Linked DNA regions of Mus musculus: region 2 is linked to region 1. The links are chromatin loops, found by intact Hi-C in ENCODE. Cell type or tissue: heart. All regions are shown on one strand. Each heading gives the region's core, and the rest is flanking DNA. Links, peaks and the distances in the headings are about the cores only. Region 1 overlaps Trpc5 (transient receptor potential cation channel, subfamily C, member 5). Region 2 overlaps Trpc5 (transient receptor potential cation channel, subfamily C, member 5).

The links. Peaks named below come from ENCODE experiments on the same cell type or tissue, not always from the same donor. Only the 100,000 strongest peaks of a DNase experiment are listed, where the experiment ranks them.
Region 2: a loop joins it to region 1, with 14 times the contacts of the local background. A loop is called at or near these places in 19 of 42 quality-filtered maps.

The regions. Positions count from the first base shown.
Region 1 is chrX:144,633,948-144,650,961 of GRCm38, reverse strand. The region is part of intron 1 of Trpc5 (transient receptor potential cation channel, subfamily C, member 5); the gene reads left to right. Among named protein-coding and RNA genes, the nearest start is that of Trpc5, 46 kb to the left of the region's middle. In heart, for the core only: a CTCF peak has its summit at 5,371 (motif pointing right); no DNase peak of the experiment used is centred there.
Region 2 is chrX:144,388,814-144,405,827 of GRCm38, reverse strand. All of the region lies in intron 7 of Trpc5 (transient receptor potential cation channel, subfamily C, member 5), which reads left to right. Among named protein-coding and RNA genes, the nearest start is that of Trpc5os, 59 kb to the left of the region's middle. In heart, for the core only: no CTCF peak of the experiment used is centred there; no DNase peak of the experiment used is centred there.

The DNA of each region.
Region 1 (17,014 bases), core at 3,397-11,396:
GCTCATTTACATTTGCAATGCTATACCAAAAGTCCCCCATAGCCACCCACCCCCTCTCCCCTACCCACCCACTCCCCTTTTATGGCCCTGGCGTTCCCCTGTACTGGGGCATATAAAGTTTGCGTGTCCAATGGGCCTCTCTTTCGAGTGATGGCCGACTAGGCCATCTTTTGATGCATATGCAGCTAGAGTCAAGAGCTCCGGGGTACTGGTTAGTTCATAATGTTGTTCCACCTATAGGGTTGCAGATCCCTTTAGCTTCTTTGGTACTTTCTCTAGCTCCTTCATTGGGGGCCATGTGATCCATCCAATAGCCGACTGTGAGCATCCACTTCTATGTTTGCTAGGCCCAGGCATACTCTGACAAGAGATAGCTATATCAGGGTCCTTTCAGCATCCCAGCACTGGGAAGATAAAGGTGAAGACGGGAGGAGTCTTTCAAAGTTGAGCCGTACCTGGGACACGTGGTGAGTTTCAGGCCAGCCTGGGTGACATAGCCAAACTCCATTTCCAAAACTACAGTGATTGAACATTTATTTTGACGTTGATATTTCCTCTCCAGCAGAAGAGCTAGTATCATTCCGCTATGATTAAATCAGGTTTACCAGCAATAACCATAGTGAAAAGTTAAGACGGGGTTTGCCCAAGTGTGGCCCTCTGGAAACTTGAGAGTACGTGCTTCTCATCTGGAAAAGTGTTAGAAATGCATTCTCTGCTACATATGCAGCTAGAGACACGAGCTCTGGGAGGTACTGGTTAGCTCATATTGTTGTTCCTCCTATAGGGTTGCAGACTCCTTTACCTCCTTGGGTACTTTCTCTAGCTCCATCATTAGGGGCCCTGTGTGCCATACAATAAATGACTGTGAGCATCCACTTCTGTATATGCCATAGCATAGCCTCACAAGAAATAGCTATATGAGGGTCCTGTCAGCAAAATCTTGCTGGCATATGCAATAGTGTCTGGGTTTGGTGGTTGTATATGGGATGGATCCCCAGGTGGGGCAGTCTCTGGATGGTCCTTCCTTCCATGGGTATTTTCTTCCCCATTCTAAGAAGGAATGAAGTATCCACAATTTGGTCTAGTTGGCCATCAATGGGAGGAGAGGACCTTGGTCTTGCGAAGATTATATGCCCCGGTACAGGGGAATGCCAGGGCCAGGAATAGGGAGTGGGTAGGTTGGGGAACAGGGCGGGGGGGTGTATAGGGGACTTTTGGAGAGGAAACTAGGAAAGGGGATAGCATTTGAAATGTAAATGAAGAAAATATCTAATAAAAAAGTAACATAAAAATAAATCTTCTTGAAAAAAAACACACATATACACACTGGGTTTTAAAGGTTTTTTTTTTTTGGTTTTTTTTTGGGGGGGTAGGAACTTGGACAAATAAAATTTGGACAAAAAGAAAGAAAGAAATGTATTCTCAGGCTCCAAAACAGACAAGCTGAATTGGGAACTCTGAAGGTAGGGCTCTGAAAAATCTGTATTTTTATGAAACCCTTCACATGATTCTGATAGCTTTAAAAAACTTTCAAGGAGACAAGCAATGGCTGGTTGTGGATAGATGTAGGGTATCTGATTTACAACGTCACCAAAAATACAAACCAGAGAACATGGGTCTCCCTTGAAGAGCAACAAAGCCTTAAGGGTTTATTTATCCATCCATGCCATAACTGTTTTTAAATACCCTACATACAAAGCACTGCACTAGATACTTACAATTCAATTAATAATAATAATTATAATGATTGTAGTAATAATAATAATAATAGATTACAAAAACTGTCTAGTAGAAAGCTTAGTTGTGAGACTGGGTTTAAGCATACACATTTGTAATTCTTAAAGAGCAAAAATAATGGACAACTCCAGAACAGAAACAGATTCCAGATAGAAAAGATGTGATGGTTGTGAATGATTCTCATGGACCCTGTTAATACTCTAAATTGTATCTGTCTTTTCCCTTTTCAAGACAGCACAGTTCTGGCTTCTGTGGATTCTTGAAGTATGCCTCAGGGATTTGTAGTTCTATGTTAATGTAATACATAAAATAGAGTCACCTTGACTTTGCATTTATTTGGCTTATGTAAGCTCTAACCTTTTGCTGCAGTGCAACATAAATGCCAGACCCATTTTTTTCTAGGCATGCAAACAAACACTCATTCTAAATAATATGTCAGAGGACCTGGTGACTAGAGGAGTGTGACAACCTACAGGGAGTCGAGAATCTGCTGATCTAAACCTTGGTGTAGAGGGCACCACCATGATATGCCTCCATTCGCTTTCCAAGAAAAGTTGTCATTGAAGTTAAAGTTTTTGAAATACCAGAACATTTCCTTATGGGGGACAATCAGCAATAATAATAATAATAATAATAATAATAATAATAATAATAATAACAATAATTTTAAAATATCCAGAGAAAATATCTGATGAGTTTGCAGTCCCACCAAGTCCCCCAGTCTGTACAAACCACCTTTTCTGAAGCAGAAGAAACTACACAAAAGTGATGGATAGTTTATCTGCCTATGGTTTCCTGCCTACCTAGTGCAGGGTTTCTCAAGGGTTTCTCAAGCTCACTCATAACATTATAGGTTTGGTAAATATTGCTGTGAAGTTTTCCTATGTGTTATTAGGATATTTAGGAACATCCATGGACTTCTACCTACTACATGCCAGCAAATGTCACAGTATATGTAGGCATCAACAACATCCCCTGGGCAAAAAAGTGATCAAGTCAGCGTTAAAAAAAACATTGACCTAGATGGAAAGAAGAATGTTTATACATTCTGGATATTAATCTCTGGGGAGTCATGTACATAATGCTTTCAAATTTGATGGATCAAAGCATTCTAAAAGAAGATGTAGGCTCAACTTCTAGGGCATTTGCCTTGCATGACCAGGACACTGAATATGTTCCTTACCATTAATAATAATAATAATAGTAATAATAATAATAGACAATATGAATAATTTGAGTATTTAACTCTCTCCCATCTACAATAAGTCCTTAACTGCTTCATTTGGTAGAACAATGTTGTTAAAATAATATTTTTTCTCTCTTAAAATAAATTCCTCAAAGCCAGTAATTACAGATCACAGAAGCAAGTAATGGTGATGTCTTTGTAGATGTACAGGGCATGTGTCTTCCTCTTTCCCTGCAGTTTATTATTTATGAATTATTTGTATGCCCCAGGAGTCTTTCATCTTCTATCAGTTATATTAGTTTGGGTGGGTGTTCAAAGTTACTGGCTTAAAACAATGGAAACTCATCTCACAGTTTTGGGGGTAAGAAACTTGAAATTAGTACCACCTGGATAGAATCAAAGTGTAAGCAAGGCCACAGTGCCATCATAGGCTCTGAGGTGGATTCTGTCCCTTGTGTTTTCCAGCCTCTGGTAACTATAGACTCATTCCTTTGCCTTGTGACCACATTTGCTCTCCCCTCTGCCTCCACAGTCACATCCCCTATTGTGGTTGTCACTGGATCTCTTTCTGCCTTTCCTTTAAAGGGATGCTCATTATACCATTGTAACATACTGGATAATCGAGGATGGTCTTCCCATCTCAAAATTCTTCGTTTGACCACACCACTGAAATAAATGCCACCACTTTCATTTTGCCATATCCTGTAACAGTTACAGGTTCCAGTGACATGGATGTGTTAGGAGTGTGATGATCAGCCCCTCCTACTTGCCCATTTGGATTGCATAAAGCACAGATGACATCCACTTTATAAAGAAACAATGGCTCAACCAAGTAAACTGGCACTAAAAATTCTCCTCATCAACTACCTATCCGTGCTACCCTACTTGTTGGTCACTGTTTGGCAAACTCACCTTGGGGCTTTCCCAATTGAGGTTCTGTACATCATTGATGCAGCATACATTTACCATTGTGCCAAAGACTGAGGACAAAACAGTAGATTAGAAGCATGGTCTGCTGTTTAGCACATTTTCACTCAATGTTAGTCTGAAATATCCTTTTTGAGATTATAATATAATTCCATCATTTTCCATGTCTCTTCCCTTCCTCTAACCTCCCCCATATATTCCTCCTTGTTCTCTTTACAATCCATAGCATCTTTTTATTTGATGGTTGCTACATACTTGTGTGTGTGTGTGTGTGTGTGTGTGTGTGTGTGTGTGTGTATGCTCCTGAATACATAATTACATTCCTGCTCAGTCTGTATAGTGTTACTTATAAGTTTGTGGGACTGAATGGTTGGAATTAAATAACCAATTGGTACTCTCTTCCCTGGGCTAGACTATTTATTTTTTTCTGTTCTCAGCATCCGTTAGCTGCCTACTCATTCTTTTAATACTAAAGTCTACACCTGTCCCTGAAATTCACACACACACACACACACACACACACACACACACACACACACACACACCTTTTCTATAATAATCATGTCTGTATAAATAAATCAAGAATCCAGAGATTTAGATTCCCTCTTTTTAATTAATCATGGCCCAGGAAGATATAGGACTATTCCCATTCTTCCAAAGACATATGACACTGTGAAATTAGTGTAACCATGAGGAATGACAAGATGGACTTTTTAAGCTTGGGATGGTTCTAGAAAGTGTACTATCATACTGAGAGGATTAAAGATGAGAAACCATACGTAGTTGCACAAGGTATTGGAATAGCACCAGGGAAATGAAAGGAGACTTAATATAGCACAAGAAGAAAGCAAGCTATCACTTTTAATATTCATCGAGTCCATGACAGCATGCTGCTTCACACACTCATCAGCATTTCACATTGGCAGTACAGAGTAGGCATATGCCACGTATAATTTTTACAAATCTCTTTCACAAAATAGTCTCTAGATTGGTTTCTTATGACATCTCTGTATGAAGGGTGGCTATTATCATCATTCTATTTCACAGGTTAAAATACAACACAAAAACAACAAAGGTTTCAAGAATTAATTTTCTCTAGGCAGAATAAATTGCAAGATTTCTTTGTAATCACTGTCTCCTCCAAATACTGTATCTCATTTAACCATGGCATAAAAAGACAGCTGGGCGTGGTGGCGCACGCCTTTAATCCCAGCACTCAGGAGGCAGAGGCAGGCGGATTTCTGAGTTCGAGGCCAGCCTGGTCCACAAAGTGCGTTCCAGGACAACCCTGTCTCAAAAACAAAAACAAAAACAAAAAACAAAAAACAAAAAACAAAACAAAACAAGACAAAAAAAACAAAACAAAAAGATAAAAAGATGTCTCATAACATTATAAGCCATGGCTACTGAGTTGTTAGTATATCTAACAAATACCCTATTATTCAGTTACATAGTTCAACCCTTGGAACGTGAGTATCCAACACTCACTTTTCATGTAATTCAGGTACATGACCAAAAGGTGGCAGTAACTTCCTGGGTCAGAAGCTTGAATGCTCAGTCTTAAATTGCTATGCTCACATTAGGTTATAACAAAAAAGTATAGATTTCCAGGACTTTATTGTTTTCAAAATTTTTACTTTGTTACTTTATTGTATTTTAAATAATATTTTCAGCTACATTTAAAGGTTCTCAATATAAAAACTATATCAAGAAAACAAAAATACATGATGTGGTATACTTAAAAATAAGTTAAAAATACTCCCTTTTTAACTACAATTTCAACAAGGTTTGGTCTTATCCCAAGACTATAAATTGCAATATTCGTTTCTACTTCACTCTAAGTGTTTCCCTTCCTGTGACATGACTGTAAGATTTCTGTTTAACTTAACAAAAGAGCCAAGGGCTCTATTCACAAGTGGGTTTCCTTCCTTCCTTCCTCCCTCCCTCCCTCCCTCCCTCCCTCCCTCCCTCCCTCCCTCCCTCCTTTCTTTCTTTCTCTTGTTTTTTCCTTCTTTTTCTTTCCCGTTTCTCTAAAAGCTTTCAAGGGAAGTACTTCAAAAAGAGTACATCAGAGTATCTCTCATCTGCAGCTCCCTGCTTCTAGTGTTTCTTCCTCTCCTCAACAGAGACACTATCAAATGGCAATGTGTTATCACTGAAAGAGCAGCCCGGTTTTTTTTTTTCTTTTGTTGCTATTAATAATGAAGTAAATTTTTTCTCAGTACTAAAAAGATAACACCATCCCTCTTCCTTTAAGGGATCTGCATATGTAGCTGCCTACTCAGTGCATTGCAAACTCTCCGTCATATGATTTTCCAGCAAATTCTTAACAACCTGCAATGTTCAGAGTGCATTCTCTCACAGATAAGTTTGTTTTGTCCAAACTAATGGCTATAAACCTAAGCTCACAACACAGCATCAAATCAAAAAAGCCTACCCATACATATATATTATGCATATGTTCATGTGTGTACTTTTTTAAAATTAACTATTTATTTATTTACATTCTAGACATTGCCCCCTCTTAGTCCCCACTCCTACAGTTCTTCATCCCATTCCCCCTTTGGCTTTGAGAGAGTGTTTCCCCTGGGCATCCTCATTCCCTGTGGCCTCAAGTCTCTATAAGATTAGGTGTATCCTTGCCAACTGAGGCCAGGTGTGTGTACTTTTATAGAGAGATGTATAACTGCTGCATAAGAGATCAACTGGTACATTATAGTAAACATAGCCCATATTCTCAGTGAGAAAAAAAGTTGTAAATTTCTAGGCTTGGCACTGTGGTAGTGACTATGATAACTAGAGGAAGTGTAAGCCACAGCTCCTGCCTCAAGAGATTTGCAATGCAATTGAAGAGATGATATTCCTAAATGAAACATTTCTATATCAGTGTAATATGTACATCAGCACATATTCAAAAGAATGAGTAGAAATAATATGAGGTCCAGAGAAGTGTAGTACAAAGAATCGTTTCGTGGGAGAGATCTTGAAGGTTGAGGACATAATGTGTAACCATAAGCCAAAGATAAGAATCAGCTCACAAAAATAAAGAGGTAAGAACAAACCTGGTAGGATTGTAGGCCAATTGCAGACTTGACTAGAACAAAACAGAAATGAGGGTAGATAAATCCATTCAAGTTATTGTATAGGTTATGTAAGAGATGGAGAGTTAAGAAATGATGATCAACTTCTAAACATTACCATCTGCTTCTTTATGCTGACTGAGTTCTAAAAGTTAAGAAGAAAAGCATTTTCTAGAGGAAGTCTGTAGCTATGACTAGTGATAGAAGACAAACTAGATGTAGTGGAATAAAGATGGCCTATCCCTGAGATGAGAAATAGAGAAAACCCTTGGTCTTGGGACAGTAGTCCACAAAGCAAGAACACAAATCATCAGTACTACTAGAAGTCTAATATATTCGAAAAGGGTGAAGATATGTATTTGAAGTGTTGAAAATTGAAGAGAGGTGGTATATATGTTGTTAAGGGAAGCTAAAAATGTATTCCAAGATAGAAAAAGAGAGTTTAGAGAAAAGTGCATTCTTTGCTTTTAGATTAAGTGAGCCTGGGCCATCAGTAGCATCAGGGTCCTTCTGTGTGTAATGTGGCTCCTATTTTTTTCTCTCACATATTCAGCATTAATTCATCTTCCCTTCCAAGCAATCCTATATTTAATGACTGTCATATGGCTCAAGAAACTTGACCGCAACACTGTCACTTCATGGATACAAGTAAGAAGACTTATACTAAAGTCCTTGCAGAAGATAGTTTTCAGATAAGATCTGCACTTGTCATATCTGCAGAGAGCATCTGTCAGCGTCCTCATAGGCTACACATAGAGAATTGGCTTCTAATCCTTAACACTCTGACTTTGTCCTGCTGCTTCTCTCCTGATGGGGCTGAGACATGCAAATTAAATCTAGTTTATTTGATTCGAGTTTGAGTTATCACTGCCCTGTGCTCCATAAAGGAAGTGAAAACATTTCTTTTTCAAACTGACCAGAATACTTAGAACAAGACAGTCAAGACTATAAAACCCCTTTCAGTAAAATAAAATGAATCCCGTATATAAAATATGTTGGTGTCTTTCCAGCTATGGAGCAATGGGATATCTAATCCACCAGAACAAAATGCATCAGAGAATTCTGTTGTTTTAAAGGCACTGGTTCAGAAATTAGCAAACAAAACCTCAGTAAGATATCTTAAATCCTCTTTGCCAGATAAGATAGTCAGTTGTACATAAGAAAAATGTAAAGAGGGGGTATTCAAAGTTACCAAGGAAGTTATGTCTGCTTCTTCCCCAGTGATTGTTAGCAGACTACCATAGTATCCTTTTATCCGAGGTTTCCCTTTCTGGGATTTCAGTGGTGATCCAAAACTCTTCAGTGAAAATTTTAAAAATAAAGTAGTCACAATTTTTAAAGTGTTCAACATCCTAAGTAGCATGATAAAATGTTGTACCAACTCATGTTGTGCCAACTGAGACATGACATATCTACTCAGACTCTATGTGCTGCCCATTTATCTTATAGTCACTCTGTTATCAGATTTATTCTTGTAATATCATAGCATTAGTGGTTCAGTAACCTTTGTTTCACTTAATAGCGGCCTCAAAGTGTAAAAATAGTAACACTATTTACATATACCAAGGGTAGCCATGAACTGCCTCTCATAAATGGAAGGTAGAAACACAAGGTATTTTGAGAGACACAATATTCACTTTTATTTTAGAATATATTGTTATTGTTGTTTTATTTTAGTGTTATCGTTAAGCCCTTGTTAGATATATTTTAAAATTCAACTTGACCATAAATATTCATGTTTGAGAGAAGAGTATACATATAGAGTTTACTAAGTACTACCCTTAATAAGGGGTCAATATAAAGTCTTGCAACATATTTCCTGCAAATGATGAAAGGCTAGAATACAGTGATTGGATGAAAGTATATTGGAGAGTCTGGCTATCAGGACTCGAATCTCAGACCTGTCATCTAGAATTGGGTGACCTTAAGCAAGTTATTTCAGCTTTCTCTGTGGTCTCTGTATGCTGGAGATAATAGCATTATATTAGCTGACAAAAAGATTGCATGAATAAATGTATTTAAGACACATAATATGGTACCCAACACACGGTAAGTATTCAAAAGATAATACAAACATGGTTTGAATTTCCTTCAAGCCACATGGCTCTCTGACAACAGCCTTATAGGCATTATTAGCAAGCAAGAAAAAAAAACTATCACACTATCTTAGGGTTTTCTTTGCTGTGAAGAGATACCATGACCAAGGCAACTCTTAGAGGGACAACATTTAATTGGGGGTGGCTTACAGGTTCAGAGGTTCAGTCCATTATCATCAAGTTGGGAAGCATGGCAGCATCTAGGCAGGTATTGTGCAGGAAGAGCTGAGAGTTCTACAACTTCATCTGAAGGCTGCTGGGAAAAGACTGGCTTCTACTTAGTTAGGAGGAGGTTCTCATTACCTACCTCAACAGTGACACACTTCTTCTAACAAGGCCATACCTACTAATAGTGCCACTCCCTGGGCCAAGCATATTCAAACCACCACACACACTAATACCTAGAATTGTTGGTAATTTTTATTAAAAAATATTTTCACTTATATGATTATGTATAATATAGCATAGATATATTATACATATGTGATATGTATAATATATCTTCACCCTTACCAATTCCATGTATGACACCTTAAACTTCTACTGTCAACACCATCATTTCTTTTGCTGACTTCTTCTGGATGCCAGAGCCTACTTTTTCAATCCCTATATGGTACAATGAATAAATGAAGAGATTGCGTTTCTAATCAAAGACTACTAAGAGTCAATCTGTCCATAATAAGTTGCACATGTATTATATTGCCTCTTAGAATGTCATCTAAAGCCTTAAAGCCGAGTCATTCTCTGCAGTAGCTAGGTCAGTTACACCATCATTAAGACCTTCATTTTATATTATGTTTCACTACCCGATTCTGACACCAGTATTTTCTTCAACTCACAGAGAAACTACTTAATCATTTCTTTAAGTAATTGTCTCCGGGTCAATTTCTCAGGGAACCACACAAACCTATGAGAAAACCGAAAGCAAATGTGATACTTTTGCCACAACAAAACTGAATTGTAGATCAATTGAAAAATAAGGGACATAGACTTAGAACTCCCATCTCTTGATCTTCTGTATCCGTTGTTGTTTATGACTATATGTCATACCCTTTCCCAGGCATACACCAACTAACAATGTCAGGAAATACCCTTATCTTCCTCATTTTATATTAGTTAATTTCCTTAAAGTCTTTTTCTGGATCCCGCAGAGAAGGGTCACATTTGAGCTGACATATATTATTAGACTTATCCATGTATTACATGCATATTTATGAGTTTGTACTTTAAATATCGGTTCCTAACTAGGCATCTAAATAATGAACACTGAGTTATCTGTCAGAGTCCATAAATGGATTGTTGAGGTTCATCAAGACTCTAACATAGAAATTCTGAATTAGTAGCAACTGATCTGTCAAAGTAATGCTTATGGAACTTATTGCATTAGTCATACTATAAGGTCCCTTTGATAATTTTTCAGGAAATTGGAGACCCAAAGGACCTCAGAGTCATGTGTGTACCATCAGTTCTCATTACATGGCAAGAGCTACATAACAAATGGATGATGATAATTCCCTGATTAATAAGAACATATTTTTAAAATATGAGACATCATCATTTCATGGCTTCATGTTCTATATCTTCCACCCAAAAGGGAGGTACACTATAGTCTTGGGAACCATAACTGAAAGACTAGTTAGCCTGAGCATCTGCTAAATGTAGATTACAAGAATGTTGTATCCATTGGGGTCTCTCACTTTAAGAGAATCCTTAATTAGTGGCCATCTGGCCTCCTAGGAAAGACTGTAATTAAAGTAGCCATGAAGGAGCAGTGAACATGTAACACATGAAGAGTGAAAACCTTGCCTGGCTGTGCCTTCCCTCCGGGATACTCAGTACTCAGGTGAATGCCAAGGGCACATTGGGATATTTTTATTTTTCATAAAAATGATTTGAGTCCCAAGAATGGGAATAAATAAATCACCAGCTGAGTTGTATGGCAGACACAAACCTTACTAACATCTGACTCTCCGCAGTAAATCTGTTTCAGTGCATATCTTTAGTTCTCAATGTCCCTGTTTGTTCCAGTTGATTTTCTGTTCTTCATTTCAGTAATAGGAGGGTCTTGCCACTTTGGCCTAAATGAAGAAGCTGAACAAGACCCATGGCTTTTGTCAAATGTATGCATCCATGTATTTTTTTCCTGAAAAACAGAAGAGTAAGTTATTATCAACAGTTGTTTCTTAAAAGAGGAATCAACTGAATGTTCCCAAATAGTATCTGCTGAGTTTGAAATGATCTCTGCTGCAATATTCAAATGTGAAGTTGTGAACAAACAACGTATTTGTTCTAAGATTGTTAAAAAAATAACAAAAACAAGAAAGGCTGTGTGTACACTACTTCTTGATATCCGCAAAACCTATTGGTAAACACCTTCGGCAGTCCCTCTCCTTAGATAGAGAATGAGATCAGAAATGGATTGCTGAAAGAGGGTACAACCCACTGATGCATTTAAACCATTGAGTTCAGCTGTAACCATATTTCTCTGAAAGAGGTCAAATTATGAGAATCACTTAAGAAGAATGGAGGGCAACACTCCAGGCTTCAAAAGAACCTTTCACCCAACCCCTAGTTTGCAAAAGCAACAGTATTAAAGACTTGCAACAAGGCTAAGGATCCAGAGCTAAACACTTACCTGAACACCAATCTGTGCACTTTAGGGGATTTCTTCAAATTTCTTCAAAGTGAGGCCCTATTGAACTTGTCTCAGAGTCTTCACATTTTGCACATAATTCTAATCAGATTTTCATGTTTGGTTTAAAGGTCCTGCAATCAATTATTGAATAAGGATGATACAAATAGGCAGACTAAAGTGAACAGGGAACAGCACACAAGACCTCAACTGTACACAAAGAATTACAGGCTATCAAGGAATGCTGGGTGCTGGAAAAATAGTCTTTTCCAGGGAAAACTCACCGATTGGTTGTCTAATACCAAATGGCTAGCCCTGGAAACATACAGACAAGAAACATTATACAGACTGAGCAGGCTATATTTAGGAATATATGTGTGTATGTAACAACAATTAATGAAAAAAGAAGCCATGAATTTGAAAGAGCAAGGAGGGGTGTGTGGGAGGGTGCTAAAGGGGGGAAATGAAGGGAGAAATGATATGTCATCATCTCAAAATTTTTAATGTTTAGAAAAATGTTGTGTTTTAATGCTAGAGAGTGAATGTTTTTCAAAACAGATTTTTAAAAAATACATAGCAAATGGAGAGAATAAAGGCTGACAAAATAACTGCAATTTGGAAATGTTTAGTGGTGGAACAAACATTCTTATAAGCTATAATGGGGCCTGAGGGCATCACTGGATACAGCTCACTAGGAAGCTGAAGATCATATCCTGGGCACTGAGTCATCAAGAGTAGATGCAATTCCATGCCATATATTCTGCCTAAAGAGGCTAGGAAGTATGTAGCACGTGCTAGAAAATGTTCTAACCTGAGTGCTTACATTAAAAACTGTTGAATACTAGGAAGCAAATTTAAACTCCAGAAAATTCTGCTACCCAGAAATGTTCTCTTTTCAGAGCTCCATCTGTTGCTGAGGTTTTACTCTCTTCATTTTGACCTCATCCTCTACAGTCTTGGTCACCTCTCAGTTAAAAAAGATGAATTTCCATCTGACGCTCCTTTTTACAGTGGAAAATACAAGCTCCAAGTTTTTCTACTCTTGAAAGAAAGGAGTACTTAAAAAAATGTTGTGCTCCATGTGAATCAAATAGTATTCTTATTCTTATACTTATTCTTATATTAGCTATGAATTTCCAATAAAAACTCTAGTGTAAATCATTATAGCCTGGAAGTGAAGGATAATTACCTATAATATAACTTTGCAAAAGAGAAAAATCCTGGTCGAATTAGATTATGAGGCAGTTCATATCATTTCTCAGTTGTATATTCAACATTTGGTTTCCATGTTACCAGCAGCAACTAACATGTCTGTAACCTACATCTTCTGAACATGTCAAAGAAATACAAAACAGATTTTGTTTGTATGGAGCAGTTCAGATATTCTGAGACCCGGTAAGCATAGTGGGCCCAGAGTAGAGGAAAATGGAATCAAGATGAAGCAAACAATGCATGCCCTTGTTGCAGGCTACTATATGGCTAAAAATAGAGAGAAGGGGGAGAGGGTGGAAGTGGGGAGGGAAAAGAAGAGGGAGAGAGGGAGGGAGGGAGAGAGGGAGAGAGAGACAGAGACAGAGACAGAGACAGAGAGACAGAGAGACTGGGCCTGCCATGAGGTTTAAAAGCACATCCCCCAGTAACACACTTCCTCCAACAAGGTCATACCACCTAATTCTTCTCAAATAGTGCCACTCCCTCATGACAACACATTTAAATATATGAACCCATGGGAGCCATTCTTATTCAAACCACCACAGCTAGATAGCTCAGTTAACCAATATTGCCCAAAATGTATGACATTATGAACTCATGTACAAGTTTAGGACCAAGTTCTCAAAATATAAGACAGTGCAATTCATTTCTGTGCAAAAGTACAAAGATAGCAACTGAAAAAATATTAAATTTCACACTGCAACCAGCTTTATGAAAACATGTTGAGTTTTATAGTGTACCAAAAAGAATGTCTAGTTTTTTGAAAATAGGTATGAAATGATACTTTGCTTTGAAACTACATGTAGAAAACTACTTTTCCTCATATGCTTCACATAGAGCTATAAATGGTATCAGATTGTATGAAGAAGCAGACATGGAATCCATCTACCTTTAGGTGATTGATATATACCTTAAAGAGATTTACAAAATTTTTAGAGAGGACAAGGCTGCCCATACTTTTTCCTTTGTATGTGTTTTAGAAATAGAGGATTATTTTGAATTTTTAAATTAACATTTAACACCTTTGTTATTCTTATTGGTAAATTAATTAATACAACTGCCTTTTAATTTTTTTAAAAAAATGTATTGCTAAAGGATGGGCATACTACAAGAAAGGTTGAGGGTGGGGTGATTAAGACAAGCTGACAAAAAAAGTCACAATTCTCCCACTAACTAAACTAGATTCCAGAAGTGGCGAGCATGGAGAGAGAGAGAGAGAGAGAGAGAGAGAGAGAGAGAGAGAGAGAGAGAGAGAGAGAGAGAGATCTGATAAACTCTAATTTGGTAGCATTTGTGGATAAGGGATCAGAGACCAAATCTTTAACTGCATCTCAACCTTTCTGCATCTCAACCTTTGGAGTTAAGAGTGAAAACTCAGAAAGGTAGATGAACTGTGCAAAGTGCTAAGTATAGATAGAAGGTTCACCAGGAAAACCTAGGCTAGGCTACTAGGAGGATTACCTGGGATGGTGGTTGAACAAAGAATGGTTACAGGTAATTGAAGAGGGGGAGAAAGGCAGAGGTATAAGGCAAAAGAGCCCAAGGAAACAAGAGATGCTTCAGCAAAAGCTACTGTGTGTATACATTTGGACAAAAGCTTATAACTGGGTCACTAGACTTAGAAAAATTTATTTTTTATTTACCATCTCATTGCATTGATCACTAGAAAAATCTTTCTACCACTGCATAACACTCAAACACCCATAAACATCATGTAAACCTTGAATTTCAAAAATGAGCAAGAAGATGACCAGGTTTCCTTTTTTAAGGCTTTCTGTAGAGAGAAGCATTGTAGCCTTTCAGAATAAGCCCTGCAGTCAGTGGCCCTGATAAAACTTAAGTGTAAAGACTGGCATTGGTAGAATGGCAGAACAGAGGGTACCAAGCTCCCATTCCTTCACAGACATACACATTAGAAAATAAGCTGAAACTGTCAGAATGAACTCTGTTAGAAATCTGGAAAATGGCAGAGTCATAGATCCCCAGCAATTGATGAATCAAGAAAAATACACCTTGCACATAGTTGAAAGGCTTTGGTAGTACATATTCCTGCCCTCACCTCATCTTAGCAGTGGACTTTGAAGGTGGCAACCTATGTTTCCTGTGTTCCCTGGGGGTCCTGATTGCAGAGAAATCAAAGCAGACCTCATCAAAAAAATTACTATGTAGGTCTGTTATAAACTGTCTTAGGGCATTCTGGGGGGCGAATGCATAATACTCCCCCCTCCATTTCACCTAACTCAGAAATCTATCTGCATATAACAGTGGCAGACATTGTTCAAAAACACTGTAAGATAACCAACAAACTTATAACTACCTTGGGCAAAATATTATTATGGTTGGAGAAAATAATATTCAACCTAAAGACAAAGGTTCACTAGATGCACTAGGGAAATAATTTCTTTAGGAAAGAAAAATCAAAATCACTCATGTATGCTGTACAGTGCAGAAAGTCATGAGTATGCTTCAGGCAGGATGTATGTTCAGAAAAGACCTATGGAGACCTTAAGCTCTTACTGATGCCTTTTCTCTTCACTTCATATAAGCAACAATTGAAGGTTAAAGCAAAATTATAAAATTATAGCCTAACTGATAACAGAGGGTGCCGGAAGTGAGCCAACAAATATGTAGGTAAGAGATTAGGAAATCTCTGACAAAATACTGGCTGATTACACTCTAAAGGAACAGAGACTTCAGTAACCAGTTTCAGAGGCTTAGTCTATTATCATCATGGTGAGGAGCATGGCGAGAGCCATGGTAGAATGGTGCATGAAAAATAGCTGAGTGGGAGAGAGAGAGAGAGAGAGAGAAAGAGAGAGAGAGAGAGAGAGAGAGAGAGAGAGAGAGAGAGAGAGAGAGAGAGAGAGAGATCCTGGGCCTGGCATAGGCTGTTAAAACTTCAAAGCCCACTTCCATTGACATGCTTCCTCCAACAAGGCTACACCTACCCCAACAGGGTCATCCTTCTGATCCTTTCAAACAGTTTCACTACCTGATGACTAAGTATTCAAATATATGAATTCATGAGGGCTACCACACTACTCTAGCAAGATATCATATGATACTCTCTATCAATGCAGCAGTAAGCCACACAATCACAAGGGAAACAGCCTACTGAGGTGTACTATGTTAAGATATGTTGTTTAATACATTAGATATATTTAGTGCATTTTCATCTAATTTTCATTCAATAATGAAACAAAGCATATTACAATTATATCCAAACATTATAATCTGATAAGGGTTTCCCCAATCTCCTCACAGATCCTACCACCTCCCTACTCATCCAACTCTATGCCTTTTTTCTCTCTTTCTTTCAAAAACAAACAGGTAGAAAAAATACAAAGAAAAAGCACAAGAACTTGATGTTTTGGGTTAACATGCATGAAATAATTTATGAATTTCCTTATCAACTTTAGCAAAATATTGGCATAGTTAAGTTGACATAGATGTGCTGTCTTGATAAGCTTATTTTATTGTTTACATCTTTGAAGTTACTTTATACCTAAGCTGTTTCTTAAAAATTTACAAATAGATCAAATACTTTATCTAACATAAAAATATTTTTGTTATACATTTTAAAGCAAAATATTACTTTATAGTAAAAAATATTTTTCAGTGTTTTATATATTTATTTTGATATATCTCATCATAAATTTGGGAACATCTATACAGCAGAATAGAATAAGGAATACATGCTGTAACTTGGATAAAGCTGAAAGTATTAACATTGTTTTAGGTGAATAAAAACACAAGAGATCATATGTTATATGTTTCTATTCATATGAAACATGCAGAATAGATTAATTAAAACACAGAGGAAGAATATACTTCAGCAATTGTTAGGAGTTGGAGCTAACTGAAGTGAGAAGGGATGAAGAGAAGAGCTTAATGAGTTAAGAGCTTTACTTTGTAATGATGGGAATGAAGAACTAGATAGCGCTGATGCTTTTGTCTCATTCTTCCTACACTAGTGCTGCAGAATTGGCCATCTTGAAGTGGTTGCATTTGTGTTGCGTGCATTTCCCCTACATAAATTACTTCACAAGTCTGTAAGTGCTTAATATCTGTTTGAAATGTTAATATTTTCATGCACTCCTATAAGCATAGTAAATAAAATACAACCTTCTGCAAACTGAAAAAA
Region 2 (17,014 bases), core at 3,323-11,322, 250 kb after region 1:
TTTTTCTAAGATGTCAAAATTCAGTAGTTACTATATAATAAATCAGAATAACTGGCATTTGGGCATGTGTTTATCAATTGCCAGGCACTGAACCAATTATTTTCTATCTATTATTATCACTATAATCACTATTAATGACCACCATTCATTATGAGCTATACGTTATACAAATACATTCAGTGTGTATTATATCATTAAACCATTACACCCACTTTGTGAGGTATTACTAGTAATTTCATTTTATAAATGGGGAAGCTGAGGCAGAGAGATTGAAACGACTTTCTGTTTCCTTTCTGATTAGCATGCTTAAGTTATATGCGTTAGCTAGTTTTAGTATGCTATCTCATTACATGTATACAGCAAGCACTATAGAAATCCAGCCTCTATGTATCTAACCTCCCTTTGGTCCAACTCTAGCAATTATGCATTTGGGTCAACCTTTCTTAAGAGCCTGTGCTTGTGAAAGAGAATGTGTTCTACTTGTATTTCTGAATCTGGCTTATTTCACCTAAACATAATGCCCTACATTTCCATCCATTTTGTTGCAAAAGAGAAGGATTTCATTTCCTTAATGGCAGAGTACTACTCCATTGTGCATACTCCTAGTGTTTTCTTTACCCATCCAATGTGTTGTTGATCGGCACCTAGGTTGATTCTGTATTTTAGCTATTGTGATACGGCCACAATAAACATCTGGATGCAGATATCCCTTTGGTATGCTGATTTCCATGTCTTTTGTGTGTATGTCCAGAAGTGAGACAGTTGGATATTATGAATTCTGTTTTTCTTTTGTTGAGGCGCCTCCATTTTGTTCTCCATAATGGCTAGTCTAATTTCCATTCCTATCAATCGTGTATGGGAATTCATTGTCTCCCCTCACCGACCCACCCAGGCCAGCATTTGGTATTTCTTGTCTTCAGTTTCTGTTCTGATATTAGCCAAGGACAAATTCTCAGTAAGGTCTCCCAATCTAAAGTAACAACAGTATCATACCTCCTCCTTTTGACTTGCATTCTAATTCAAAGGCCATGATGCACACAGGATATCTAGCGTCTATTCAACCTCAGCCCTCCCTCCCTTTAGCTGACTGACTCACTGTCTCTGGGCTTCTAAGCAAAGGGATCCTGTGGAGACACTGTCTTGTTTCTGCAAACTGTCGTCTTTGCTAAGTCCTTATGCTCTACACCTCCGACTCTCTCTCTCTCTCTCTCTCTCTCTCTCTCTCTCTCTCTCTCTCATTCATGGCAACCAGACATCAAACACACACTTTTCCCTCAACTCTTTCCTTAATTCTGTCAGAGAACGGTGTGGCTCACATCTTTATTCTTTTCCCAGTCTTGTATTTATTCATTTACTTACTTACTTTTATTCTTCTCTCAAACAATTCTGACCTCAGTTTCCACTCCTCCCAGTGCCTCGCCTCCTCTCCTCTAGATCCACTCCATTTCCCTTTAGAAAAGAGCAGACCTCCCAGGGATATCAACTTAAATGATATAACACAATATTTTAAGATTCGGGTTTGGTTTTTTAATGTGGATGGGTCTTACCAGCGTGCATGTCTGTGTAGTATTTGCACACCCAGTGCCTTCAGAGGCCAGGAAAGAAGTTATTAGAGTTACTGATAGTTGTTACCTCCCAGGAATAGAACCTGGGCCCTCTGCAAGAACAAGAAGTGCTGATGACCGGGCCTCTCCAGCACATGGCTCATGCCTTTAATCCTAGCCCTCCAGAACTAGAGGTAGGCAGATCTTGGTGAGTTCAAGGTCAACCTAATCAACATAGCAAGTTCCCTGCCAGCCAAGGCTACATATGAGACCCTGTCTCGAAAAAAAAAATATGCTGCCAGAAAACCAGCCTACAACCACAGAATAAACAAGTCTGCCACTGTACTCCTGAGCATGACAGACAAGACCATTCTCTCAAATGCCTGCCTTGGAACACCTAGGCCCTCTGCCTGTTTATTTCCCAAACCGATCTTGTATGCCTAAAATATCTCTTGCAATTATGCCCATACTAGTAAACGAACTGGCCAGCACCCTTCTCCAGGATGGAGACCGAAGCACTCTTGGCAAAAGATGTACAGCCAACAGCAACTGCTCACTGCTCAGACTGCTCCTCTCTGTCTGGGTCTGGTTTGGCTCGCCCCCTGGTGGTCAACCTTAGGAACAGCATTTTCTTCATTCTGTCGCTCCCAGCCTTCTGATTTTGTGTGTTCGCAAGCCTTTGGAGTGTATCTGCTGGGCACAAAGCGATTCACCTTGAGATTCACAGCATGTGGTAGAAGGGTTCTGCTGAGCTCCAAACTCTGTTTTCCAAGTGCAGTCGTAGCCTATGCTGCTTTCTGCTGAATGTCAAGTGTTTCAGTGACTGACAGAGGGGCAAGGAGAAATGGGAAGAATACATTCTTTTCTTTCCTGCTATTAAAAGGCAACCTAACAGGGTAGATACCTGCACTGCTTCTCTGTATCGGAAACGATGCCTGTCCTGGGTGTTCAGAAACATAAATAGTTGTCATGGAGATTCTATCTTGCCTCAATCTAACAGAAACAGGACTATGTCAGTTACCAGTTAGCCTTAATGCCTCTCTCTGTATGTGCCTGAGGAAGCGTGGGGAGGGACACAAGCAAGAAAAAGTGATTGGAGGCACAGGAAATATCACCATCATTGTGGTTTTGCAAAGACTCCGATCTGGGTAGCAGTTCCCAAGCCAAAGATGCCAGCAACCTCCGTAGATTAACAGCTACCAGTGTACACTTCAAAAGAGTTCCAGGAGAGGGTTCATGGAGATAACAATTGCTCCTGGTTGAAAACAGAATCTCCCTCAAGATTGGTCTCAGGATGATTTCTTCATAAATTACAAACTACATTTGTAGACAGGTGTCCATGGCCCAGAGGTCATTACCAAGGTGTGTGCCTCTTCTTCTCCCCTATTCTCAGAGCCCTTGTTTTGGATACTACCAATCCTTTGGCTGGAACAACAAATGATTTCTGATTGGATGGAGATTTCCAGGGGGGGGGGGCTGCTTGCTTTTTGTTTCAGTGTTTGGAGACAAGAGCTCACTGTGTTGCTCTTACAGACAGGATTTGCTTGTGCCTCCGTGTCTCAGGCTGCAGGTGTGTCACCACGAATCCAGCTTCTGCTTTGAATTGAAGAGCTAAATATGGTGTTGGAGACATGACTCGGCACTTAAGGGTCTTGTTGCCTTAGCTGAAGAGTGGAAATAGGTTCCTAGCAAAGATGTCAGACAGTTCACAAATGCCTTTGACTCCAGTTCCAGAGGATACAATGCCCTCTTCTGGCTTTTTTGGGCACACACACACGCACACAACACTTAGAAAACATTAAATGTGTGTTCCAAATTAACATTAACAAAGCCTTTCTCTTCCTGTGATCACCAGAGATAAAATGGGCTTGGAGTGTTGACTACTCACTAACCAAAATACCTAGAGTATTATCAGAGACACTGCCTATTGCTTGAGATATAATAGCCGATTTGTATTATCTCAGTTGTTAAGGTAAACCTGCTGTTTTTACATTTCTTTTCATTTACTCTTGTCTCATACAATACATCCTGACCGAAGCCTCCCCTCCCTCCACTCCATCCAATTCTGTCAAATCCCTCCTCTACCCCAGATCCACTCCCTCTCCCCAGCTTACAACCTCCTACCCCCACAGAAAAGAGCAGGCCTCTCGGGGACATCAATTGAACATGGCACAAGATAAATCTGTTGTTTTAAAGGGGGACTAGAGAGCATATCAGCGTAAAAGAATATAACATCTCTCCCTCTCTCTTTCCTTCCCTCCCTCCTATCCTCCTTCTCCTACATACCCAACCTTCTCTGTTTCGTTTATGCCTTTGTTTTCTTCACACAATTCTGTTTTCCTTTGCTCTCCGTCCCACTTTTCCCTGTATAACAAAGTCTTGATGAGAAACATAGGTATCTCCAAGTCTCTCCTAATAATTGTGGCACATCAGAAATCTTGCAGAGTAGAAGAAAAGCAAGCATTGTAGACTTCTCTTCTCATTAAAGAATCAACATTTTTTAAAGTTTTATTTATTTTATATGTGAGTGATTGTTGCTGTCTTCAGACACACCAGAAGAGGGCGTCAGTTCCCATTACAGATGGTTGTGAGCCACCATGTGGTTGCTGGGAATTGAACTCAGGACCTCTGAAAGGACAGTCAGTGCTCTTAACTGCTGAGCCATCTCCCCAACCCAGAGCCAAGAATTATTATACAAAATTTGAATCGATGCGTTTATAAATCTCTCCACTAACCCCATCCAGTCTCCTTGGCCTGGCTATAAAGAGGATCGCCTGGCGGATTCTAAAAGATGATGCCAGGGTTTTTGCTTGTAAAACCTCATTTATACATGTCACACAGGTAAACTGATTGATGCAGAGATGTTTTAGAGCAGAGGGTCTCCTTTTTTTTCCCCCTTTTCGGTTTTTCAAGACAGGGTTTCTCTGTATAGCCCTGGCTGTCCTGGAACTCACTCTGTAGACCAGGCTGGCCTCGAACTCAGAAATCTGCCTGCCTCTGCTTCCCAAGTGCTGGGATTAAAGGTGTGCGCCACTACACCCAGCGAGGGTCTCCATTTTAACTAGAACTCATGTTCTAGAATATTGTAGGCTCTTTTTAAAAAATATATTTTATTTGCTTTACATCCCGATCCCTAACCCCCTTCCAGGGCCCACAGACCCTGCCTTTTCTTCCCTGGATATCCACCAACCCAGTCTCTGCAAGGCTAGGTTTCCCAGTTACAGGATTGATTTTAAAGTATGCATCTTTTCAACCTTTGAAGACCTAAGAAAGCTTCATGACTAGGGACTATCACTTGTTTTCTTCATATCCCACTGCTTCCTAGTAAAATGGGACATATTAGGTCCTTAGTAAATACGTTTTATGAATTGATAGAAAGAAGCTTCGGGCAATCTGATTTATACTTTGTCAACCCTGTTTTAAAAAAAAGAGATAACTGGATTTATATTCTTTACAAGTATTTCATGCGTGGAGATAAATGAATTGTTTAATTGAAAGAAAGTCTGCCTCACTTGTAGACTTCATGATAATAATTAATATAGTCCCAGGTTTTAATATGTGGCATCAATAATATATCATATATATATATATATACCTAATACAGCCCTGCACACTTTGTTAAGCATGCTTGCATATGTCTTTGACAATGTTATCTGCTTGTTCCAGGTAAACAACCTTCTCATAAATGTTGAGACATGCCTGAGCTCATGTCTCAAGTTTCACGTGGCAAGTTTATTCATTTATTCATTCCTTAACTCGATTGTACGTGAGAGTCAGTTAAGTAGACGTTATTGTCTTCAGTGATATAGCCACTGGCAAGTTACCCATGGTCTATTGGATAGCTTTACACCCATTTACACATAAGTGGTGCTAATTAAATCTGGTTGCTCACAAAGGAAAAAATAACCTTGAAAGTGGGATGAGAACTTAGTAGAAGGTGTGTTGGGGTCCATGAGTCGCCCACAAACCATACAAACAGTAAGACAGGGATGGTTTATTGAACACACACCCTAATAATAATTGATCAGGGATGTAGCTCAGAATTATCTGAGGCTACGACCCTGAAAGTCTTTCTCTGTCAGCTTAGAAAGGAAACACACACACACACACACACACACACACACACACACACACACACACACACAATGAGTTCATTAGCAGGCACAGAAAGTGCTGCCCAGGGGTTGGCTCTGACTCAAGTCATTTTAGACATAACAGTTCACATTGTCCTTTAATTTGATAGGCCCTACATGAAGCTTTGTGGAATTTCTTAAGATTAACCAACCACACAGATAACATACAGAACATAACAGGATATGGGATCAGCATGACCTTGCTCTGAGTCAAGTCATTTTTCTGTGTCAATGACTGGCAGGCATATTACAGCAACAGTATGAAATAGCTGACAGCCATGGAACAGAATGGCTACTAATATGCAGACCTCAGCAGGTAGGGAGAGGACAAGAGGGGATGGAGACATGAGTGTCATCAGAACTTACTACATATATGTATGAATATATCAAAGAATAGATTCATTTTTAAAAATCTCATTTCTGGGCATACTGGCCCACAACTGTAACCCCAGCATTTGGGGAGTAAATTGAGGAGGGGGGTGGGTTCAAGGTCATCCTGAGTTATGTATCAAGATGGTCTCTCTCAAAACAACCCAGTAACCATAGCTGGGGAACATGTTCACCAGTTGTTTCATGGGATCCAGGCAGAGACACAGTGGCAGCTTATTAGAGCATTGCACCCCCCCGTTGTCACAACCACTCATGAAGTTTCAAAGGACATAATAGGCTATCATAGGGCATCAGTGTTCCACTACAAAAGATGCTGTGGGCGATGAGTGGACACTGAGTTCAAGCTGGAAAGCTCCCTGCCCCTGATGCTTTGCATCTGGGTACAGGTTCTGTTGAAGTCAATAAAGCATTCAAAGTAATCGCGACAAGCGTCAGAATGAGCAGTTCATGCTAACGCCTTAGGAGCCTCAAACAGAACAATTTTGCCCAGTGTTGAGGAACAGAAAACCAACCCTCCCTAGAGTACAGCACACAAGTGCTAAGTTAAAGGGTGGAGTCTGGCCTTGCAAGACACTGAGCACCAGAGTTTTGAACATGCCTGTTTTGTTTTGTTTAATGAATTGAAAGAAAAATGGAAAACTAGCATGGGCTACCAGACTGGTACACTCAGCACTTGAGAGGTTGAAACAGGAAAGTTGCTCAGACTGTAAAACCAGCCAGGGCTACATCTTATGTTCCCAGCCAGCCTGAGTTACAGCAACTCCATCTCAGAAAGGGGTGCGTGTGTATAGATAGAAGAGAGTTAAAGTATATGTTTTAAATATAGCTTTTAAATTACATTTTTACTCTATAGGAAGCAATGTATACATTTTGGTAAGCTCCACAAATCCACATTTTTAACATTTGCCCCACATAAGTCTGATGAGCAGCAATACTTAAGACACAAACCCCCAATTCTACTTGGAGAAAAAGGTATCCTAAGTGAGATTGGCATCCCTTGAGATGACAGAAAAAATGACTATTCTCACTTTTGTTTAGGGCGTGTGTGCCACAGCAATTTCTGTTGCTTTTCCATCCTGAGGAAGCAGAGCTAGTCTTATGTTTAAATAAAAGAAGCACCTCTTATTCTTGCCTCTCTCTCACCTCTTGCTCCCTTGCTCCCCTCTCTCCCCATCTTCTTCTCCCCTCTCTCCATGTGGTCATGGCCGGCCTCTACTTCTCTACTCTCTCCCTCTCTCTGCCTTTCTCTGCCTCTACTACCCTCTTAACCCCCCTCTCCATGCCCTGAATAAACTCTATTATATACTAAAATAAAAATAAATAAAGAAAGGAAGGAAGGAAGGAAAGAAGGGAGGAAGGGAGGAAGGAAGGAAGGAAGGAAGGAAGGAAGGAAGGAAGGAAGGAAGGAAGGAAGGAAGGAAGGAAGAGATAATTACTGTAAAGGATGTCAAAATACCCTTCTGATGAGTTGTCCCTAAGGCCAAAGATTCCTGGTTGATGGCCTTTCTCTTTAAGGGTTATTATTCGCTTTGCTCTCCCTGGGTTTGTGTTGTTTTGCCCCCTCTTTGTTGTCTTAGAAAGTTGTTCAATTTGCTAAGCAAGATGGCTGCTGGCAGGAGTTTCAAGGGAATGCATAAGACTGTCAAGAACACTTAAGAAATTGGCTCCATAGTTTGCAAGAATAATAACCTTGAGCTTGCATTTGTTGAGAAATGTGAAATTGAAGAGATACGTTCATTCCACCAAGATCCATGTGCTTATACTCTGAAGAAGTCAGCAACCTCAGAGGTTGTTCTATGGTTAGAGTATGGATCCACGCAGCAAAAGGCACTAAAGCAAATAGAAACGCTGGCCTGCTCTGTAGGAGACCATGATCTCAAAGACAAAGCAGGGCCCACACATGGATTAGAACACACCACTGAAGTTGTGTCTCGCCTAGCGACATGATGGTAGCAATAAAGTCCTAAAGCTTTTGGAAAGTTGGAAGAGAAAGGACCACTATTTGTGGTTGCGTGGCTGATTTTCAAAAGTCATCATCTATATGTTCCAAAGTTAGAGTGGAGTCTGAGAAGGTAAGGCAGAAAGAAGGCATTGGCGTCACCAGCAGACACTTGAAGTAAACAAGACAAGACACAAGCGATGTATGATTAGTGTACCATATAAGGTGAAAGACTAGTCCTGGGCTGATCAAAGCAAAAAAAAAAAAAAAAAAAAAAACAAAAAAACCTCTTAGGCATTATATATTAGGGGAGGTTTAAATAAATGTGTTGATGAAAGCCACATGTATCATCCTGCAATTCAATTGACAGCAAATTGGGAATGAAACCAGCAACTATATGCCAGATTCTATTGCTCATATTGTTCACAGTCATCAGTATACAAATAGCTTTTAATCAAGCAGTGGCTCAAACCATATGGTCTATTTGCTGGTGTTTAGGTCTCAGGGGCTCCCCTACAGCCCCTACCAGTTTTCCTGGCACGTGCTATTTGCTTATTACAGGAACTGAAAACTGACTAAGTGGACATATATGAATTGGCTTATAATAAATGGATGAGGGAGGGAAACTAAGTGCAAAGAGTATTTGCAACGACTTCTTTGCTCCTTCCCAACTTCTTTGGCAAGTCTCCATGTGAATTTGTCGGAGCCCCAAGGGAATGGAATGATAGTGACAGGAGGGGCTCCTGTGATCTCTTTTCAAAATGCTTATAAGTGAACGAGCTAAACGTTGGAACATCCGAAATCCTCCTAATCTCAAGAGATGTTGACTGTGGCTTATAACTTGGCCCACTGCATGTTTTCATACTTTGCCAAAGGCAAATCCATTTCTCCACAGACCTATAGCAAATGACTTTTTACAGTTTCTATTTAATTTTGAGATTATCATATAATTACATCATTTCTCCCTTCCCTTTCCCCCTCCAAACCCTCTGATATAATCCTCCTTGCTCTTTTTTCAAATTCACAGCCTTTTTTTTTTTCATTAAGCAAATTGCTTTTTAAAGGACACAGCTGCTTATATTTTTCAAACACGTACAAAGACCCAGGAGGCTGAGAGTTCTGAATCCAGAGTTTGAGGCCAGCCTGGGGTACAAAGAAACATTTTGTTTTAAACAAACTTCTAAAAAGTAAATAAAAAATTGTAAAAGGTAAATACATAAAAATAAGACACATACAAAGAAAAAGCTGAATTCAAGCACAAAGAAACAGAAAACAGATGATGTCCAGATACCACAGTGTCTAGGCAAAGCATATGAGAAACTAGCTGAATCTCCACGTCTCCACAGGAGCCATTGCATCGTTCTTCCTTGGCTCAAACAGGTGAACACACTGTCTATTAAAGCTCTGTCTCTCTGCCTGTATCCTCTCTGCCTCTCTCTCTCTCTCCATACTCCATTCAAGGGCACTCGTTTGTGTATTGTTTTGTTTTTCATTCTTCACACGCTTAGAAAGAGTCAGCTTTATTATCTTCTCGTCCCCTTCCTGGCATTGAGCCCTCTGCCTGCTAGTGCTTTCTTTCTACTTTGTGTCTCGTGTGATTTCTCCTGGATTCTTTTGGTCTGCTTTCACAGATTCCTGTCTCATTCTACTGTCTACATCTCGCTCTAATGGCCCCTTATTTATGTCCAGAAAACACTGTAAGTGAATGATCCACATATGAAAGAGATGATGAGAGCATGAATTTTTAAAAAAATCTCTCTGAGAGTTGGTCAGCTCATTTTTGAGATCATACCCCAATATGAAGGTTTGTGCTTGGTCTTACTGCATCTTGTTTCTTTCATATCTTTAGGAGGCCTTCTCTTTAGTGAAGGGAAATGGAGCAACAGTGCACCTGGGAGAGCGGGGCGGTAGGGAAGGGCCTGCCAGGAGGCTGCAGTTGGGTTGTATTGTCTGAGAGAATAAATAAGTAAACAAATAATAGAATTTTAAAAATTGCACCCCAAGATCATGCATTTTTCAGCAAATTTATTTTTTTAACAGATGAAAGGCTCTCAGACATTCACCTAACTAATGAATCTAAAGAAACAAAACCTTTATATTTTGGGGTTAATATCTAAGCTTTATATTATAAGCTTAAACAGTACTTAGTATGAGCTATAAATGACAGACTAAGCCCAGCAAGGTGGCGCACGCCTTTAATCCCAGCACTTGGGAGGCAGAGGCAGTCGGATTTCTGAGTTCGAGGCCAGCCTGGTCTACAAAGTGAGTTCCAGGACAGCCAGGGCTACACAGAGAAACCCTGTCTCAAAAAACCAAAAAAAAAAAAAAAAAAAAAAAAAAGAAAGAAAGAAAAGAAAAGAAAAGAAAAAAAAAACAGTTCAGACAAGTACCCTCCCAGAACTGTCTCTAGTTGCATATGTAGCAGAGGATGGCCTAGTAGGTCATCAATGGGAGAAGAGGCCCTTGTTCTTGTGAAGATCTTATGCCCCAGTACAGGGGAATGCCAGGGCCAGAAAGCAGGAGTGGGTGGGTTGGGGAGCAGGGAAGGGGGAGGGGATAGGGGACTTTCAGAGAGGAAACTAGGAAAGGAGATAGCATTTGAAATGTAAATGAAGAACATATCTAAGAAAAAAATAAAATAAATAAAACGGTTCAGAAAACACAAATATTATATAAATTTTGACAATCATTAGACATAAAATTTATATTTTATTGTAAATACATTTCTTAAACATATATATAGTACTTTTATTCCAACTAGTTATTATATTCATAGATGAATACTGAATAATATTCAGGAAGAGTAGTCAGTATCAATTATGTTTTCATTTTAATAAAGTAAATGCTAAGAAATAGTTTTTATATCTGTAAGATAGTTTTATAATGCTACTGTCAATTCATTCAGAGTTTTGTGTCAAATTGTCATGTAATAAATTTTTCATAAAGTACCATTTTTAAAAGTCTGTTATCTAACAACATGACTGGGTAGGCTTCAAATATCAACAAAGGTAAAGAATGAGAAGGCATGTGGGTTTTATTTCTATTGTTCTGTAGTACAGCTTGAAATTTGAGATGGTGATTTCTCTGAAAGTCCTTTTATTGTTCAGGATTGCTTTAGCTTTCCTGGGGTTTTTTTGTTTGGTTGGTTGGTTGGTTGGTTGGTTTGGTTTGGTTTGTTTTTCCATATGACGTTGAGTATTGTTATTTCAAGGTCTGTAAGAAAAATGTGGTGTTGAAATTTTAATGGGGACTGTGTTGAGTCTGTAGGTTGGTTTTAGTAAGATGACCATTTTCACCATGTTAATCCTATTGATCCATGAGCATGAGAGATCTTTCCATCTTCTGATTGGGCAGAGTGAAGGGAGAGGGAACTGTGGTCTGGATGTAATATATGAGAGAAAAAGACGTTAAATAAATACATAGAGAAAGGGTTGTTAGGGCTGGGGAGAATGACTCAGTGGGCTTAATCTCCAAACACCCATGTAAAAGGCATGATGGGGTGTGTGCTTCCCAGGGACAGGAAGATAAGAAAGAGGATCTCTGGGGCTAGTGCTGGCCAGCCAGCATAGCCAATCTGCAAGCCCCAGGGCCCAGTGAGTGAGTTAGTCTCAATAAATGAGGTTATTATGGTAGACACCAAATATCTACCTTTACTTTTATCTTAGTCAGGGTTTCTATTCCTGCACAAACATCATGACCAAGAAGCAAGTTGGGGAGGAAAGGGTTTATTCGGCTTACACTTCCATGCTGCTGTTCATCACCAAAGGAAGTCAGGGCTGGAACTCAAGCAGGTCAGGAAGCAGGAGCTGATGCAGAAGCCATGGAGAGATGTTCTTTACTGGCTTGCTTCCCCTGGCTTGCTCAGCCTGCTCTCTTATAGAACCAAGACTACCCAGCCCAGAGATGGCACCACCCACAAGGGGCCCTCCCACCTTGATCACTAATTGAGAAAATGCCTTACAGCTGGATTTCATAGAGGCATTTCCTCAAGGGAGACTCTTTTTTCTCTGTGATAACTCCAGCTGTGTCAAGTTGACACAAAACTAGCCAGTACAACTTTCCACGTGTATGCACAAATGTCCATGAGAGAGAGAGAGAGAGAGAGAGAGAGAGAGAGAGAGAGAGAGAGAGAAATTATAATCATTTCGCTTATTGCTTTGTGGAAATGATCCTGTAGTTGGCAGTGTCAGAGATGAAACCCTTGACTACTACCCCTTCCTTAGGCAATTTTATTTGATCACAGAGTGGATCCAAGGAACCACTTTGGGGATTACAGTATGATATCTACAAGTAATAATACTATATTGGATACTTGGTCACTGAGAGTACATCTTCAATGTTCTGTCTTAGATGTATAAAGTGAAGAGAGGTGTTAATTATATTAAGTCACTCATTTAACTGTCCACACATACATATATCACATATGCTATACCCCATAAAACATGCAATGTTTGTTTGTCAACTATACCTTTCAAAAGCTGGGTGATGAAAAAGACAGTCACAATGCTATGAGCTGCCCTGGAGCATGTGACATGGAACTTGGAGAAGTGTCCAGTCAATAGACAAGTATAGACTAGGGGATACTGAATCCTGCCAGCAACTATGCCACTGAGCAAGATGAAGTGGTCAGCTGTCACTTCCCACCACTGAAATCAAGCTGTTGCCTGAATGTTCTTGAAGGCTCTAGCAGGAAATTCTTGTTCATGTCTCCTTTTCAATCTCTAGAACCTTCCTTCTTTTGTTAACATCACACTTCCTCCTTCAAGGGCAAGAACGACTGGCGAGTCTCTCCTGCCACAGCACTTTGGTACCCTGTCTCCTTTCACTAAAAAGCAATCTTGGTGCTCCTAGATAATCTGAGAAAGAAATCTCTTCTTGTCAAGAGTCATCAAAGTAACAGCCTTAATTTCAAAGGCAACTTTAATTTTCCCTTTTCCTGTGTGATAACATATTCACAATTTCCAAAGATTAGGCTAGGGCATCTCAAATTTACTCCCCACAACGTTGATGATGTGAAGGAATGGATGTGTTAATGAATTCAGTTAAATCAGTTCACAATGCACATACACATCAAAAGATCATGTTGTACTCCAGAAAAATATAGAACCTCTATTTGTTAATTAAACATTTACAAGCTGATTTTAAGCTGGACATGGTGGTAATTGCCTTTAATACCAGCACCAGGAGGCAGGGGCAGAAAGACCTCAATAAGTTCAAGGCGAGCCTGGTTTACATAGAGTTCTAGGGCAGCCAGGGCTACTTAGTGAGCCCCATCTCAAACAAACAAACAAACAAGCTGATTTTAAAGAATCCATTACTCCATATACCAGACAAACCATGTTTTGGTTTGGTTTGGTTTTGTTTGCTTTGGTTTGGTTTGGGTTGGGTTGGGTTGGGTTGGTTTGGTTTGGTTTGGTGTGGTGTGGTTTGCTGTGGTTTGGTTTGGTGTGGTGTGGTGTGGTTTGGTTTGGTGTGGTGTGGTGTGGTTTGCTGTGGTTTGGTTTGGTTTGGTTTGGTGTGGTGTGGTGTGGTTTGGCTTGCTTTGGTGTGGTTTGGTTTGGTTTGGTGTATGGTGTGATTTGGTTTGGCTTGGTTTGGTTTGGTTTGGTTTGGTTTGGTTTGGTGTGGTGTGGTGTGGTTTGCTGTGGTTTGGTTTGGTTTGGTTTGGTTTGGTTTGGTTTGGTTTGGTTTGGTGTGGTGTGATTTGGTTTGGCTTGGTTTGATGTGGTGTGGTGTGGTTTGGTGTGATTTGGTGTGGTGTGATTTGGTTTGGCTTGGTTTGATGTGTTGTGGTGTGATTTGGTGTGGTGTGGTTTGGTGTGGTGTGGTTTGGTTGGATTTGATGGGAGTGCTGGAACGCAGGACCTGTAGAAGCTAAGCATGTACCTCTTCCTGAGCTCGGCCCCAAGCCCTGCAACAGGAACTCTTATCTAAAAGCATTTTAAGATAAAAATTAATGGGAATAAATCATCAATCACAAACTATCATGGTCCTTGAAGTAAAGCTTCATACATCAATGGAGAGGCTCTAAATTATTTTTCCAGTATTTGAAAGTTGTGAATATCATGACATCTTGTTCAAAATGCTGTAGCACCTACACTGTTAGCTGAGGAGTTTCTCATTGACAATTATGAATTTAGACTTATACTCTGGGTCAGATTCCACTTCCTTTACAAGCATGGCCTTTACAGTCATTGCAGTTGACCATAGCATTTTCGTTTGTTTTAGACTCAAAGTCACACTATGTTCTTGTTGCCTTTACAGTCATTGCAGTTGGCCATAGCATTTTCGTTTGCTTTAGACTCAAAGTCACGCTATGTTCTTGTTGTTAATAGCACACACTGCACACACAGCCCATGGTACATGTGAAAAACAACATCCTGGAGGCCGCTGGAGGGGTGGGAGAGGTTTGAGATTCCATCCCACATCCTCTCCAGGTACTTCACTTGATCTGTCCAGCAGCTTCTTGGAAAAATAGCTATTTACAGAGGATGTTTTTTTTTATAACATTTATCTATTATTTTGGGGTGATCTGTGTGTGTGCACGTGTGTGAGGAGGGGTGTACAGAACTGCACACATGCACACATTCCACAACATGTATGCCTGAGGACAGTTTGTGGTAGTCAGTTCTCTCCTTCCACCATCTGACTCCTAGGATGTGAACTCAGGTTGTCTGGCTTGGCAACAGCACCTTTATCCAGTGAGCTAGCCCACTAATCCCTCTTTACAGAGATTTACTTTATGTGACCTTGTTCTGAGCTCACTCGTGGAGGAAAGCAGTCCGTAGGATGCTTGTTTCTTAGAGTGGCGCTGAGTGAGAAAATGAAGCCAATTGAGATGGCAAGGGGCTAACTGGAAATGTGAAGGAAAATTTGAGGAATGTAAAGTCTGTGAGGGCTCTGAAAACTTCAAACATTCCCACAGGTTTAGTAGGCCATGAACTTGTATATAAGCCAATAAAGGTGGGCAAAGTATTTGAACTTAAAAGATTTACAGATGACCAATGTGCATATCAGCAGATAATTCAAAATTGTTATCCAGTTGGGAAATGCCATTGCAAACCATAGTTAAGATCCTGCTACAAACTCCACCAAGCGCTGAGGAGGATATAGAAAACTAAAGGCAGTTTATTATACAGTTACACACAAATTAACACCATGACTCAGTAATACCACACTTAGTGAAGCTAGAGAAATGAAACCTACGTTTACACAAAAACTCATACATGGTTATAGCAGCTTTATTCATTTGTTCAAAGCTGAAAACAACTCAGACTTTTTTTCCCCATCATACAGCCAACTAAAGGAAAACTTACCAGCAGGAAGACTGAATGTGCTGATCAATACAGAGCCATAGGCAAATCTCAAATGTGTCATGCTCAGTGAAATAAGCCCATGTCAAATAGTTGCTGACTGTATGCTTCTATTTATATGGTATATTAATAAAGGCAAACTATAGGAACAGAGAGGAGATGGGGAGGAGCTAGTTGGCAGGAGCTAGACACTAGAGAGTTTGATGATGAAGAGGCAACGCAAGAGAACTTTGGAGGTCAGAACCACTGTGCATACTAATTTTCGTAGTGACTACATCACTCCATACAAATATTTCAAGTTCTAAAAACAGCCAGCCTTGATTCAAGATGAGGCAGGGGGCACTGTCACGGATTTGAGGACAATCTGGTCTCCAAAGTGAAGAGCAGGCCAGTCAGAGTTATATAGCAAGACCCGACGTCAAAAGGAAATTCTAGGGGCTGGAGAGATGGCTCAGCAGTTAAGAGCACCGACTGCTCCTCCCAAGGTCCTGAGTTCAATTCCCAGCAACCACATGGTGGCTCACAACCATCTGTAATGGGATCTGATGCCCTCTTCTGGTGTGTCTGAAGAGAGCAATGGTGTATTCATATACATTAAATAAATAATAAATAAATAAATAAATAAATAAATCTTTTTTTTAAAAAAAAGAAAGTTCTAGAAATGTACAACAATATGTCTGTGTACCTTGTGATGGTAATTCACAGGTATATATGTGTCGAACACATAATGGGTAAATTTTAGTTTCTGTAAATTATAAAACAATTTTTAAATGTTTTAAATCAATTAAAAATGTTTTTTAAAACTTTTTTGGGGGGGTTAGTGGCACACACCTTTAATCCTAGCATGCAGAAGGTAGAAGCAGGCAGATCTCTGAGTTCAAAACCAGCCTCGTTTACAAAGAGAGTTCCTGAACAGCCAGAGTTACACTGAGAAACCCTGGCTTGAAAAAAATATGTCAAGACCACGAAAAAAACCACTGGGAGGCAGAGGCAGGTAGAGCTCTGAGGTCAAGGCCAACCTGGTTGGTCTACAGAACGAGTTTCAGGACAGTCAGGGCTATACAGAGAAACCCAGTCTCAGGAAAAAAAATGCTTTGAATGTCAACACAGTCTCACTAGGACAAGCAAATAATAGGTGACCGTCAACTTGAGGCTAGTTGTAAAATGGAGTGCTAGACAATTTTGTTCGGGGGAAGGGGAAGGGAACAACGTCAAGATTACTTGTTACCCTAAAGAAATGATAGACCCTTCTGTTGGAGATGAAAGCATGCTCGTTCCCTCGTTGCTGATGGCTTTAGATGATGAATAATAAAAATACACAGTTCTCTCATGAGCCTGCCCCCCAAAATACAAATGAAACAACCTTAACCCCATCTCTACCTCTTAAAAATAACAATGATTTACAATGTAGTATGTTCGTGTCTAGAACATGTAAATATGTAGTTTTTTTTCAGTTAATTAAATGACATCTTTGCACGAAATATATATTGTGGGTTTTGCACTCAAGATCTTAAACAGATGCATATAACACAATTCATGACTATTCTATCGACAAATTGTGATCTATAAAGTTAGATTGTATGCCATTTTGTTGTGATAGCATTTATTGAAATAGTCATCTACTATTGACTGGGTTGTTTAAAGTTGTTTGTAGTACTATGCTCTACTATAGTGAAGGGTCCTGTGTATAATTTT